Linked DNA regions of Mus musculus: region 1 is linked to region 2. Evidence: chromatin loops called from intact Hi-C (ENCODE). Cell type or tissue: left cerebral cortex. All regions are shown on one strand.

The links. A loop is a pair of places that touch in the nucleus more often than their neighbours do. Peaks named below come from ENCODE experiments on the same cell type or tissue, not always from the same donor. Only the 100,000 strongest peaks of a DNase experiment are listed, where the experiment ranks them.
Region 1: a loop joins it to region 2, with 2.8 times the contacts of the local background. A loop is called at or near these places in 3 of 42 quality-filtered maps.

What each region holds. Positions count from the first base shown.
Region 1 is chr16:6,521,959-6,529,958 of GRCm38, forward strand. It overlaps a transcript of Rbfox1 not described here. Among named protein-coding and RNA genes, the nearest start is that of Gm36824, 420 kb to the left of the region's middle. In left cerebral cortex, no CTCF peak of the experiment used is centred here; DNase peaks (open chromatin) are centred at 3,788 and 4,100; H3K27ac peaks cover 2,702 bases.
Region 2 is chr16:6,732,280-6,740,279 of GRCm38, forward strand. It overlaps a transcript of Rbfox1 not described here. Among named protein-coding and RNA genes, the nearest start is that of Rbfox1, 330 kb to the right of the region's middle. In left cerebral cortex, no CTCF peak of the experiment used is centred here; DNase peaks (open chromatin) are centred at 584, 3,450 and 4,492.

The sequences.
Region 1 (8,000 bases), 210 kb before region 2:
CTTAACAATTGCCAACCTTTAAAACTAATGATACCCCTAGGGGTAGAAACTTGACATAGGTATTCTCTATATGCCTATGTGTACTTCTGTGAGAGAGGGGGAGGGGGAGGGGGGGGAAATAGGCCAAAGGTTAAGGTATCTTTTTGGCTTGGACCTTGCTACATAAGTGAACCTAGTGCATCTTTTTATTTTATTTTATTTTATTTTATTTTATTTTATTTTATTTTATTTTATTTTATTTTATTTTTAAAGAACAGGGATAATCAAACTTAGGTCTTTATGCATGTCTGTACACCAAGCAGTTTACTGAATTTCCAGTCCACATGAGCAGGCTATTGATGTTCCAGATGACCTCTTTACCAGCCTACTACCTGCAAACTTAGGCTGGTTGACCATCATTTTAGCTGGTGCTCAAAAAGCTTTGTGGATGCAAGATGCTTATTAAGGCTCCACAGGGGGCAAAACTATATGAGGAGTAAGGGACAGGGTCAGGGTCAGGGTCAGGGAGATTTGGACCATGATATAACAAAGCCTGGTTTAACATGATATAGCAGAGTTCCAGAGAGGATATTCTATCATAAATTTCTCATCTGTGTGCTTATGGTTGGCACTTGGAAGCCCATTCCTCATGGTTGTAAGATAAAAGCCACATGGTAACAGTATGAAATCAACCAATGATGCTTTCTCCAGCAGTAGCTGATAGATGCTGAAGGTGCTGATGGCTGTGGCTGCCTGATGACCTAATACCCTACATCTGGGAAGCAAGTCCAGCCTTGAAGGTGTCTCTGGGTTCTGAAGCTCTCTGCTTACCACCCCACTGTCCATCCACAAGCAGAAAGATAGCCTAGCTCAGACAGTTTTTCAAAAGATTGCTCTGAAGACAAACAAATAAACTTTATTCTACAGTCTTTATTCTCAGTACCTAGGAAGAGGAATTGCAACCTAATCCGTTATTAAAGACACCTCAGAATATATTGTTCCATTTATTTTTGATTTTATTATTTAACTTTTGGAATCCCTCAACAACTTTAAAAATGTTGTTTTTATTGTGACAAAACATAGAGGACATAAAATTGACCACTTTGACCATTTTTAGTGACTTTATGTGCTTTAGAATTACATGGTCCTCTCCACCATACTCCTCCAGAACTTTTTGCCCATACTACACTGACTGCCCATCCCTTTCTGACCTGACAAGCTCTGACAACCACTGTTTGGCTTTTGATCTCTACCCTCAAGAATTCCTATAGGTGGAATTGGATATTTCGATCCTTATGTATCTGGCTTATTTCTCTTAGCATAACATCCTTGAGACTCTTCTATGGGATATCATGTAGGAGTATTGATTTCATTTAGTATGTTTTTTTGTGCATGTGACTGTGCACATGTATGCAGTCTTACTCATCTATGCATGTGCAAAGAGTCCAGAGGTAGACATTAAGTAGCTTCCTCGGTTGTTCTCCATCCTATTTTTTTTTTTTTGAGACAGATTCTCTCTTTTAACAAAGAACTAGTCACAATGAGCTCCAGGCATCCTCCTTCCCCCATGAGCAGTGCTAGCATTCTAGGTGTGCATCATTATATCCAGTTTCCACCTAGAATCTAGATTCTGAACTTGGGTCTTCATGCTTGAGCAGCTAACATTTTACTCACTGCATCCTCTCCCAGCCTCTATTTCCTTTTGAAAGATATTTGTTTATTTGTGTGCTTCTGTATCTCCCCCTTTCTTTGATTCTCTCTCTTTCTCTCTTCTCTCTCTCTCTCTCTCTCTCTCTCTCTCTCTCTCTCACACACACACACACACACACAAACACACACACACACACACACACACACACGTTTTTGCATGTACCTCTGTGCCGGTGCCATCAGAAATAAGAAAAGGCCATCACAATCCTAGGATATGGTATCACAGACAGTCATGACTCACTTAGCATAGGGCTAGAAACTGAACTCCATGCCTCCTGAAGAGCAGAAAGTGCTCTTAACTATTTAGCCATCTCTCCAGCTTTTGTTATTTCCCTTTTAAGGTTAAAAGCTTCCATTTTCTAGGTAGATCACGTATATTTATCAGATTGCCTATTGATGAACATTTGAGGTTTTCTACCTTGTAGGGCTATTATGTAAAGTAGTGGTGTGAGCCTCCATGTGTAAGCTGGCCCCAGTTTAACCCTGTCTTATGGAGGAAGAAACACAGCTTAGGCTGATCCAGAGGTACCTGGGTCACTGATCATTCAACTCAAAGCTCCAGCCCAAGGCAAAGAGGACTTTTCAAGTCTCAGTTGTCCATCTTTGATTCAGGTCTTGTCTGAATATCTGTGTCTTCTGACTTCTTCCTCACTGCCTAGGTGGAGCCTTCCTCCTTTCTGACTCAGATTGAGAGATGCTTCAGTGGCAGGCATCCCCACCTTTGGCTCAGCCCTGTGAAAAATCCACAGGGAATGTGGCCAAGGAGAGGTTTGAGGGAAAAGTGTCCAACAGGCATAAGATTTATTCTGGCCTCTAGCACAATGCGTTCTAAGTGAAGCTTTAGCCTAAGAGAAAGAAAGGATTCTTCTGCTGGTACGTTTGTATTATCTACTTCATTGGGGTTCTTTTGTCTACGTCCTTTCCAACCCTTCTCCAACATAATCCTTTCCAATCCTCTAACACTGGGTAGAAGAGAAAGGTTAGAGGGGAAAGGGGGCAAAGACATCTATAGGCTTTTTCCTGTTGAATAGGGATATAGTTCCTTGCAGCAAGTCTAATCTTCAATGTCAGGATATCCAGCAGTTCAGAAAATAGTAATAACAAACACAACAGCAAGATGAGCTAGCAGCAGCAACAGCAGCAGCAGCAACAGCAGCAGCAGCAGCAGCAGCAGCAGCAGCAGCAGCAGCAGCAGCAGCAACAGAGGGAGCAGCAGCAGCAGCAGCAGCAACAAGGGGAGTAGCATCCATCACCTGCCCTCTCCAGTTTCTCCCATTCATACCCTCTCAAGAGTTCTCACAGTTAAACTATCTGCAGCTGACAAAATCACCTCCCTTCTAGAGTATGAGACACCTTATATTTAGCTGCTGTGTTCAGTCTGAGGCAGCCCCATATCCTCCACCTGGGATTTAAATAAAAACATTCATATAGCATAACCATTTTTTTCAGAACCAAAATTCTCACTATAGTCTTCTTCTTAAATACTTTAGGAGGATGGGGGGATAATGGAGGATGATGGGGGAAGAAAACAGAAGTCCTTGACATTACCAAATTAAGTTGGATTGTCCCATGGCCTCTGCAGTTTGAAGTGAGATCAGGTATATGGAAAGTTCAAAGAGCATTCCTGAGTAATGGGTTGCATGAAAAGTTTCTAGGAGCAATGGATGAGGTCTGTATGTGACATGTGAGAAGTGGAATTGGAAAGGGTGTCTATGATAAAGGTGGAAGGGAGGCTAGGTTCTTCTTTCACTGGCAGCTGTCTCTGTCTTGGTTACTCTGAAGACCACTCTCCAGAGACATATGTTCCATGCCTAGTGTCCGGATAAAACATGAGGTCAGCACAAGTTTCACAGCTGAGAAGCAACAGACCCAAGGAAAGAATGTACATAGCCCCCGTCCTTTACAACTATCTCATTCTGTTCCAAGAGCTGAAACAAAATCCCAGAGCTTTCTGAAGGGCCAGCATCCCAGCAGGGAGATATTCTTCTATCTTCCCTGGTTAGCCAGAGTAGATGCAGAGTCACTGTCCTGAGCTGGCTGCTTACATTTCTGCCCACACATTAGATCTATACTTGGATCTGCCTCCTTCACAGGAGCAGCTTAGCAGCAAACCCAGAGGTCTTTGAAGCCTTCTCAGGTTTAATGTTGAACACCTCTCTCCAGTACACAGCTTTTGGAGGCAGATAGGTTAGACCCTGTGTAATATGTCCATGTTCCCTGCCACCTAGCTGGAGCAAGAAGAGAAGGAGGAGGAGAAAGAGAATATGCCTGCCTAGTGCCTGTATTCATCCCAAACCCATATATTATTTTGGAACAGTTAGTATTGCAGAAATATGTGAAGAGATAAATTACTGCCTCTGCCATCTGGTCTCGGAGAACCTTCCTGAGAATGGCAACTCCATTTATTTTCGCTGAGTTCCTTTCTCAACTTCTTTGTTCCTGTCATTGCCCCCCTTTCTGGCAGCATCATTGAGTTTGTTTTGATTTCAGTTTCTTGCTCCTTTAGCTGTTTTGGTGTTTCAGATTTAAAAAAGCAAGATCTGTTCCCACACACCCAAGTTGGGCCAAATTCTTTACTTGGCCTGGTACTACCTGGATAATTTTAACTTTCATCTGTAGCTTTGGAGTGGTGTGTGGATTTTGTTTTGTTTTGTTTTGTTTTGTTTGAATCTTCCAACAAGATGCACAAAGCTGCTTGACATTAGGTAATGAGGAGGTACCTGGTTGTCCTCAGAGATCTCGGCAGTGCCTTCGTGGCAAGTGTTCCTTTTAGATGGACATAGGGCATGGATCCCAGGCATTGCAGGGATGTTTCAAAGTACATGTAAATGAACAAATGGGTGGGTTCTGATCCAGTGAATGTGACTACAAAGAGGTTACTCAAAACACATTGGACAGAGATTTCCAACTGTTAGGATGAGTGGCAAGAGAGAGGCAAGGGAAAGAGGCTAGAAAAGCCCTCATGGTTATGGCATAGGGGTGGACAGTAACCCAGAGTTGAACACAGACCATGATATGTAAATATGAAGTTATGTGTAGTCAAACAGGCATCTGTAGGATTACCATATACCTACATCTCCTTGGCTTCTCAGCTGGGAAGATCTCCATGCAATAATTCTCTCATGTGATGAAAATTCTAAGCTCCCAGATCTTTGCTTCATTTTTCAATCTCTCTCTCCCTCTCCATTTGTGTGTGGGGGTTTCTGTGTGTGTGTTTGTGCATATGTGTGTTCATGTGTATGAGCCGGGACTTCTCATCGTTCTTATTAATTAGCTGCATTTTAGATTAGCTCACAGAATACTGGGGCTTGTTACAGCATTTTCCTATGTAGGCATAGTTATGCTTTGCTCTCCTTTGCTCCTGTCCTGCCCTGCCCCAGATCTCTCCTCCAGCAACATTTCCCCTTCCCTGCTTCCACTCTAGTCAAATGCTCTCCATCACCCTCTCCATTTCCTACCTTCTTTCTGAGCCCTTCCTCCTTTCTCATGATCCCCATCTCAGTGCTATATTCTACACCCCCAACCCCCCACACATAAATGTACACTTTACCCCCCCCCCCGACCCCTGTGACCCTGACCTAAAAGTCTTCTCACTGGACTTAGAGCCCAGGCCACAGTAGCTCTCTCTGGTCCCTACAGCCCCAGCTTTGAAGATGACACAATTTGAAATGAGGAGAGGGAGAAATAAATCATGTTGACGAGGAGAAAATCAAGCCCTTGCAACTCAATTATTAATGTGCAGAAGTGTTATGCAATGAAGAAGCCCAATTAACAGGTGTCTCTCGGGGAATAATCAAGGCTTAATTTGGCATGGTAATTGGTAACCTCCCCATCCAGCTTTGAAAGAGGGGACCCCTCAGGACAGCCTGATGGCTGGCAATGAGGCCATATCACTTACTTTGCAGCCCTGTTAATTGTGTCTCTCCTCTCTGCACAGGGACACAACAGATTTACCTGTTTTCCAGAGGCAAGGATACCCTTGTCTAATAGAGTTGTAGAGTTGTGATTGTTTTCTGGTCTGGCCAACTTTGGCCTTTGAAAGCATAATACTGACATACGTTTGAGATTTCTTTAATTGGCTGAGTTGTTCTGATGGCTACAGCTGTGTCTCTCTCCTTCCCCTCACCCCCTTTTTAAATAGAGTGAATGGCAGAGCTCCAGTCTTAGAAGACATATGGCCAGGGTTGACATCAGAAACAACAGGACTTGTCCTGCTATGTTATCTGTAGTACTAGGTGACTGGAGTCACCTGATGCACGTATCTTTCTCCTTCATGTGTCCTGGGGCACTCGTCTTTGTCACAATAAAATGCTAGATATATCTGCAACCAGATAATCACAGGAAACTAAAAGAGAGAAAAAAATAATAATAAACAATAGGAAAATAACCCAAGTGTGTGTGTGTGTGTGTTTTTTTTTACTCAGAAACAGAAAAATAAAGAACAAAGAAAAATATGACTTCTTACTATGTTTCAGATGAAAGGAGACTACTGTTGGTAGATATTTTTGGTGTCTCTGTGACCCTATACACAATAACACACTCTCACAGAGAGAGAGAGATACACACACATAGATACACACATGAGGGAAGAGATAGAGAGAAAGAGAGAGAGTGCTTTCCCCAGCTATAGTTATTAATCATCATAGAATCTCGAATGGCAAAATTGGGATTGCATCATTGTTCTGTGTTGCTAACTTGTCCCATGATGTTGGAAACATATTCCAAACTATGTCTACACCAATTTTGCCTCAATTGACTTTTTCCAAATTTGGGAACCTCAGATGTGTCAAAGAGGCAGTAAGCATTTTTCCTCATTCTGATAACACCTAGTGAACACACACACATCAAAGTCTTTGTTAAATGCTTAAATAATATTTAAGGGAGCTGAGGGGATGGCTTAGTGGGTAAAGCACCAACCACATAAATGTTGGCACCCATGTCAAGATAGGCACAGCATCACCCATCTGCAATCCTAAACCTGGGAGACCAAGACAGGTGATGGGTGCCAGAGGCTCACTGGTTATCCATTCTAGTCCAATTGCCTCCTACAAAATAATGTAGTTTGAGATGGATTTCTCTGTATCCTGCAGCTAGAGTGTATGATGATGTCAGCAATAAGGCCTTATCATCTACTTAGGGTGGGCAAACAACAACAATGACAACAATCTGTATTGTTTGGTTGATCCCTGTGTCCTCCTTGGTCAAAACCTGGTAGGCATCCAATGCCTGGCAAAGAAAAATCTATTGAACAGGCCACATCTTCTAGAAGCAGCATTGTCCACTCATTCATGGTAACTCCATCTAATTTTTCTTTAAAGAAAACTTATACTTCCATTTTGTTATTGTGAGGGAATTGCTTAGTGACTATATGGTTAAATTTCACATATACAGCTCCCTCTCATATATAGAAGACATTATCCATAGCAGATGTTCTCGTCCTCTGGCTCAATCTTTCCACCTCTTATTCCACCATGTCTCACAAGCCTCAGGTATCATATTGGATTATAGATGTATGCCATAGGGAAAGGAAGCTCACGGGCAGTTGTTCTCTGCATTTTGATTAGTTGTGAAATTCTACAGTGGTCTTGGGCTACTTCAAGATAAGGGCAGAAAGCTACACTTGTCTGAGTATAAAAATAGTTATCTCCCAAGGTTGCACTCTTGGGTAAAGAGTTACAGGCGAGCAGTAAGTGATGGCTGTCAAGATGGAGAATCAGTTTTCTCTAGGAATAAGTCTCCTGATAGGTTATCCAGTCCCAAGTGGCCAACCTTGAACTTATATATGTACAGTGGCAGTAAATAGACTCAGCAGGGTATACACACACACACATACACACACACACACATATATATATAATGAATTTGAAGTGGACTTGATAAGACATGATAGGAGTTTTAGGTTGGAAAGATTATGTATTATATAGATATAGTACATATACAAACTTCTAAAAAATCAATGGAAAAATTATGTTTCAAAATTGTCTTACTGATGGGTAGGATTCCATTAGGTTTTTCAAACATCTTCAGTTTTGCTTAACCTACCTAAGACCCATCCTCTCAAACCTTTAATCCCTACTATTCTTCCATATTAACAGCTCTACTGTTCCCTCTAATTCTAAGCAAAAGCAATATTGCAAATATTAGAAGATACAAAACATTGACCTCAGGTATCCACCTGAGCGTGCACACACACACACACACACACACACACACACACACACACACACATATGCACCCAGATGCATACAAACATAGGCTAGAGGGCCTCTCCACACTCACACATGCATGCATATACACATACAGGAACATGC
Region 2 (8,000 bases):
TCATAAGAATGGATTTGTTTATGAATCCCATCTCACATGACACATTAGGTCCTAAAGAGAGACTGAATGGTACTGTGACAGTGATTCAGAAACACTATATCCAGTGTGCTAGGCTTGATATATGAGTTATGTATGGTCACTAACCCTAAAGGTGAAAGGCTGAGGAAAGTGTACTTGCAGCCAAATTAGGGCTGAAAGAATCAAGATGAAGCCAATTACACAGCCAGCATCTCCTAGGAGATGAAGACTGAGGAAATGACAATAAAGGACAAACACAGTCTTATAGAATAAGGTGATAACGGTCTTATAAAAACCTGGATATAGGAAGAGATGCAAGAATGGGGCATATGGGGTAAAGTAATGAATTCCCATGCAGGCGTCTTTTCTGGACACAGACTCTTTACAGTTGTATCGGGTATCATGACCAGTTTAAATATCCTTGAGAGACTGATTTATAACCAAACTGGGAGGGAGGGTTAAAAAGGGAAGGCTAGCTGAATTATCTTCAAGTCACTCTCAGGGAAGATCTCTGAGTGGGCTGCAAGAAGGGCTGGCCTTGGAAGGTTCCACGTGGTACTCACCATCTGTGTTGTGCCAAATACAAGGTCTGGTGACTGTCATGATTCACGTTAGAGACTCAACATTATTGTCAGCTTTGTAAGATGTTTCATGATGGAATGAAGCAAACTGGATTCCCTGAAGATACTCTAATATTGCTTCTACTAAAAAAATTGGAGGTGCAATCTTTTATCTTGTCTCACTGCTCTAAATGAGACAATACCCTAACAACACAACCCAATTAAAACTAAGGGAGGAAGGGTTCACTGCAGCTCATGAGTAGGAGGAGAGTCTATCGTGCTTGTAGGAGCTTGAAGCAACTGCTCACATTGTTATCGCCTTCAGGAAGCAGAGAGCAATGGATGGTCACACTCAGCTCATGTTCCGCTTTCCTACCAAGTCCATGGAGTGCTGCTGTCCATACCTTCTCACAGAGATTCACTTAATCTAGATAATCTCTCCCAGGAATATCCAGAGGTTTGTCTCCCAGACGATTCTAGATCTGGCCGAGTTGTAAATCAAAATTACCCATCATACCTCTTGATGCTGGAAGTTATTCATATCTAGTGATTTGTCTGATGAACTGAGCAGGCACATCTACTTGAGCAGGTGTGCATGTAAATTACAGTGGAGGCCAGTGTTGCTATCTCCAAAGAGACCACGGCCAAGTGTGCTCACTGTGCTTAGAAGGTTGCACAGCCATCTCAAGGGGCTGATTCCGTATAAAAGAAGAGTCATTTTGTCCTCAGGTGAGATGTCTCTGAAGGACATTTTAATCTGCTGAGTCAGCATTCAGGTAAGGTCTAGGTTATAGGAAAATCACATCCTTGCTGAGCTATGGCCTTGGAGCACCCTACATTGACCACAACTTTATAAGTAACAGTAGGTAGCTTAGACCACAGTAGGAGCATCAAGTGGCAGTTTCTGGCTTATTTTGAAGAATATATAGCAAATGACTTTATAAAGTGACTAGAGTTTCTCGATCTCAGGTTAAGGGTGAACCACTCTCTGGTTTTCTTAAATTCTGGCTGTACATCACAGCTCTTTAATACAGAGATCCATGATCTAATAGCTAAAGACATGGTGTCTAGTGAAACTTTTGTAGGTTTAGATGAGCCCCTTATATCATAATTCCCTTGTATAGGCTGCATTCAAATTAGAAAAGAACCCATGACCTGAGTCGTCCGACCATGTTCTGCCAGAATCCAATTAGTACCTTGAATTGATTGGTGATGTCTGATTCCTTGGCGGGCAGAAATTTGCAGCTCTCAGCTATTCTGTCCGTGAATGAAGGCCAGCTGTGAAGTGGCAGATTGCTCTGCCGAGGACTCTTAGCCCTCCAGGGTAGAAAGAGTCATGACCTTCAGCAGGACTCATTCTTATCTGAACATTCTGCATCCAATGTTCTGATGCATTATTCAGGCCTTGTGAAGACCTAACTGAGCCCATCTGGCTACCCAGAGCTCATATGCTGAGATCACATGGAGATGCGATGCAGAAATAGAGATGAGAACGTGAGCAAAAATGGACTGTGGCCTCACTCTATCCAGAGAAGTACATAGGAAGTAAAGCTCTGGCTCGGCCACTTAATTGACACATGTCCTTGGGTGAGTCATGTCACCTCTCTTAGCCTGTCATTATGGGGAGAAGAGCTTACACATGGGTATTTTTCCTGGAATAGGCACGTAATATAAGCAGTGAAGGCTGAGCACTTGCTGACCTATCTGAACCGTGCATTCCCTTGTAGATGATCTTAAGGGAATGTCTACTGAAGGCTGCCAGATACTCTGTTTTTAAAAGAAAATATAGATTTTTTATTATTTTAATATAGCTCTTAATAATTATTTGAGAATTTCATGTACAAATACAATATATTTTGTTCATTTTTCATTCTTCACACCTCGCTAACTCCTTCCATCCCTACTTTCTCCTGCCAAGTCTATTTCCTCTTTACATAGCGTAACTTGTACTGCTCATATATGTATGTGTACAGGGCCATCCACTGGAGGATGGCCAACCTCCCATGATCACACACTTAAAGAAAACTGACTCCTCCTCTAGCAGTCATTGGCTACAATAGGCCCTTAGTGAAGGCTAAGGTGTCACCTGCCCTTTACTCCTTCATGTTGAAATGTTAACTAGCTTTGTTTTATGCAGTCAATAATGTCTACTAGTTCCTGACTGCATCAGTTCTTAAATGTCCAGGAAATACTGTTTCTCCTTGTTCTTCCCCAAGTTTTGGCTCTTAAATTTTTTTCATTTTTTTTCTGTAAAGTTCCTTGAGTCTTGAAGGGAGGGATTATTTTACAAAGGTTCCATTTGTGGCTAAGCACTCCACAGACCCTCATTTTCTGCCTTTAGACTGTCTGTGAATTCTGCATTAACCACTGTCTGCTGCACAAAGAAGCTACTCTGATATGGACTGAGAGCTGTGCTAGTTTTATTTTTAAGACAGAAAGACTCCCACTGAGTCATACTTTTGAAAAAATGCTGCTATGGCTATACTATGCAGACCTTTGACTCTTGGCCATCTGTTCACAGATTTGCTGTCCACCTTAGAATACAATATGGTTCTCAACTCTGCCCTTAGGAAAAATTCACTATTTGGAGGTGGCACAGCTGGATTCACGGGGGCCTTTAGTCTGAGGTTTCTAGTGGAGTATCTATTGCCCATAGTTGCATACCCCTTTATAGCAGCTGACCATGGATGATTCTAGATAGGGGATATTGAGGTGGAGTAATTTGAGATTAGAGGTCAACAAATATTTCTCAGCAAAGGACAAGATACAATAAACGTTTTAGAACTTGGGATCCTTATAGTATATACAACATCTTCTCAGCTGTAGTGAAAACAGGAATAGTTTTGGACAGTAGCATATGGGCATGGCTGCCTTCCAATAAAACTTTATTTGCAAGAGCATCCAGTCAGCCAGACCTGACCATCTGGTTTTATTCTGACCCTGAATAGAGTATCTGTGCTTTGAGGAAGTGTGTTCTATGTATGTTCTGAGCCCTCTTATAGAAATACCTCTTGTCCATACTGCTAACTGGCCTGGTAATGGATTTTTCTGTTAGGGTCTTTACTTCTTCCAACCTCCTAATTATCCTTCCATATTTGCAATCTGTATGCAGAACCCACTCTCCATAAACATCAAGATGCACTATGTGAATTTGGGGTTTGGAGTCTATATTAGTTGCTTTTCTGTTTTCATAATAAAATAACCAAAAGCAACTAAAGGAAACAATTATCCTTGCCTATGAGTCCAGAGGAATAGAGCTGATCATTCCAGAGAGGGAAGGGTGTGGTGGCAGGGACAGAGAACAATGGTACAGTGGCAGTGACAGGGATCTGACTGGTCCCATTTCCTCCTGTACACCGGAAGCACCAGGAGAACAGAAAGTGAGACAAAGTTATAGATCCTCAGAACTCGCCCCCGGGATGTACCGCACCCACCATGGCCAATCTGCTAAAGGTTCCAGAACTTCTCCAAACACAGTGCTGCCGACAGAGAAGCAAATGTTTAAACACAAGAACCTATGAGGGACACTTTCCACTCAAACAACCACAGAGCCCTTTCAGTCTGTGTTTGAGTGCCAGTCCTAAGTCTTCCTCCCTCTATTTCTATGAGCAAGTGATTTTATTTGCCCCACTCCTTCCTGATCTCTCTGAAAGATTCAAGGCTCTTTTGACTTTGTTCATTTTCCTCCTCTGATTTGAAGCAAGGTCTCTCTTTCAGGCATGTTGACATTATCAAGACCTGGATATTGGCTTGGAACCTGCAACCTATACTCTGCTTGGTTCATGAGAGAAAGCACAGATGGATATGCAGAGCTTCTGCCTTCAACTGGTCATGTTTCAGTCTGCTGGGAACATATGTTTTCAGAAAAGATGTAGGAAAACACTTAAGGCAGGAGGGGCTGGAAGCTGAGAGAACTCTTCTTGGAACATCAACTGGTCTACGTTCTGTTTCTTTTTGCAGCCAACCTTCTGTGGAATGAAAGCTGTTCCTGGCGCCAAGTAGAACTAGATTTGATTTCTGTACTGCTGTAGTCTCTTTAAAGATGAATTGAGGATGGGACACATGGTAGTGCATACTGCAAACTTTCTAGTTCCTTCTCTGTGATTTTACTCCTGCTCCAGCATCCCTCTACCTGGTACGATGTGGACTGAGCTCTGTCCCTTCACAGCCCTCTTTTCTCTGTGTGGGTAGCACTTTCCTTTATTACACATCCTGTCCTGTACAGAAGCACATTTCTCTTGGGCTTACAGATTCCTGTGCAGTATTGTGGTTGTATCCTGTTGCATCCCAGTTATTTGTTTGGACGACTGCCCCAGACTTCAGATCCCCCTCCGCTACCCTCCACACTATCCCCTGATTACAACAAGGATGATGACTCCGCAGTTTGTATTCCCAGTGCCTGGCATAGAGTAGACATCTGATAAATGTTTGATGACTTAAATTAGATTGAGGCTGAACAAATTGAGAGTGCATTTGGCCATTATTCCCCAGGCTTAGAAATGCTATGTGAGCAAGGAAACTCACTGCTAGAGTATTAAAATGATAGAGTGGCCTTCCAGGTGTCAGGTGTTTTACATAGAAATTGTGAGGTGAGTCTCAAAGATGAAAGGCAGGGTTTGGGAGGGAGAAGCTGAGTTGACTAAGAAGGAAGGGATATTTTAGAAAAAATGACCCTGGAAGCTACTACTGAGTAAAAGAAATATGCAAAAAGCCACCACACCAGTCAGGTGATGGTGGATTTATTACCTGTCTCTTATTTTTTTTTCCAGTTTAAAGCATTGATAAAGGCCATGAGAATGCACAGGGCATGGCAGAGTTGCTCGTCATCCTGGGGAGTCAGAGTCAGCTCAGCTCCCTATGAACTGAAGATGGAGCTAAGCTAATGATTACTCTGTGGTGATCCAGATAACTAGTGCTGCCCGGTAACCATCCCCAATATGTCTTTAATAAGAACTTATTGAGTCAGCCCAATGGCTTGGTCATTTTGCTGTTTGTTTGTTTGTTTGTTTGTAGGCATGGGTGTATACATACACAGGGGAGTAGAGACACACATGTGTGAACATGCATGCAGACTTTAGAGGATAGTGACTCTAGACTCCTATTCTTTGAGAAGACTTTGAGACAAGGTCTCTCATTTGTCTCAAGCTCATAGCCAGCCCTGGGAGTCCATCTGTCTTCACCTTCCCAGCAATAAGTGTTGTAGAAATTATTTAATCTTGACCCAGGGTTTCTTTTCCACCTTTGACCATTTAGTTCCCAGATAAAAATTACACACAACCTTTATATTTATGGTAAGTCTTAAACAGCACAAGAGCTGGGCAGATACCTAACCTTTATGCTATTAGAATCTACTTTCCTATCAATAAACCAAATTATTTCTTACTACTTACTTTGCTTCATCTGGGCTGCTCTTACCTCCAACTGGCCAGCCTTCAGGGCCATGTTTCTATGGCTCACCTAACCCTTGGAATCTCCTGCTTTTGTGCCTTCTCCTTTCCTCATGGTTCTCCCCTAACCCCAAGCTCAGAAAACTTAAACCACACCCATGACTCTTCTGAGTAGCTATTGCTGTCAGCATCTCTCACAGGTCTATATACAGACTCCAGGTATTGGGGTCCTGTACTTAGCATTACAATAGACAGCAAGACCAAACCTCAACACGTAGGATTATAGGTGTTTTCAGTCATACCTGGATACTTTTTATATCAATTTTAGGGATTTCACTCAGGTCCTCATGTTTATAAGGCAAGCACTTTTTCTACTCACCACTTCCTCAGACCTCAGATTTGTGGTTCTTAATCAGAACTATCCTATAATTATATAGAGGGCGGAGCCTGGTGGTTTTAAAGACTTCCTCACTCATACCTGAACATGTAGGCCAACCATCTACCTTAAATATGAATGCCAAGGATTACATGGCCTAGATATCAAAGCCTCCTTTGTTCTAGGGGAAGGGCAATCAACTCCACCACTTGATGGGAGAGCAGCAACATAAGAAAATATATACGGGAGGGAAAGATTACCATGCATGATCACGAAATAAAAGGACAGTCATCCATTCTTTCTGGGAGCAGGTGCTTTTGCCCTCATTTCCCAGGTGTACTCTGGAGAGGGACTCATGCCTCAGTCAAGTGGACGATTCTCATAGAGAAAACTTTGCTACCGTTTTTAAGGAGTGAGAGCAGAAGATACCTCTTCACTTTTATAGATTTCTACTTCTAAAATAGAAACCCAAAAGGAAGCTCTTTTGATCCCCAAAGGTGCTCACTGATCATTTTCTGAAAAGTGTGTGTGTGTGTGTGTGTGTGTGTGTGTGTGTGTGTGTGTGCGCGTGTGTGTGTGAAAGAGAGACAGACAGACAGACAGACAGAGACAAACAGTGGCAGAGACAGAGAGAGACGGAAAGACAGAGAAACAGAGAGTGTATGCATGGAATTTAAAAAATGAAAGACAAGAAAGACAAAATTTAAAACTGCTTGCTGTATTGGTAGAGCAGTTCAGTTATATCTACTGGAAGTTAAGCTACAGGGTCCTCACCTAGCCTGAAACTCTATCCCAAGGAGCAGTTTCCAAGTTGCAAGTGGAAAAATTAAGCCCCATGTTTTTAAGCATTTTGCAAGTTCTTGTTCTGTGTAAAGGCAAGATGACTGCATGTTTCTTTTAGTTGGAGTAGGGGGAGAGCATGATTATAGTGTTCTTTTGTATTTTGCTAAGATGTCTATGGATCCATGCTTTCAGATTTGTTGCCCATTGAAATCTTTCCCCAAGTAAAGCTTAATTTCAGTTCAAGTAAATAGGTGATAAATAAGGATAAGCTTTGACCCAGAGCATCTAGGGATACTCTTGTGGACAGTATAAGAACTACTAACATAGATCACACCCAGTTCTATATACACACACGCATGTCTATCCAATACCTTCACATAAATAAAATTATGCTGGTTACTGTTATAGAATTACTTTGAGCATTAAAATTTCAGACAAGTGCAAGTAATGCTCACAAGAGACCAGAACCCTGGTGGACAGATGAGTCAGCTATGCTCCGATTGGCAGCTAAAGGTAGGGGGTTGTTCGTTTGTTTTCTTCCTTAATCATGACCTCCTTGTTTTGGCTCCATGCTTGCTGTTCCAACAAATACCCAATATAAAGAGTTTAAATGACTTGTTTTAGATCACACTTTCAGAAGCTTCAGCCAATGGTCACTTGACTTCATGGTTCTGAACCTAAGGTGAGTCATGTCATTGTTGTGCCAGGTGGGTCAAAGAAGAGCTGCTCACATATTGCTATCCAGGAAGCAGGGGGATGCAGAGAGTCAGACACCAGATTTACTTTTCAAAGGCATGCTCCAGGGACCTGCCTCTTCCAAACAGGCCTGACTGCCTAGCTGCCCATTCATCTAGGAATTGATCAAGGTAACCCTTG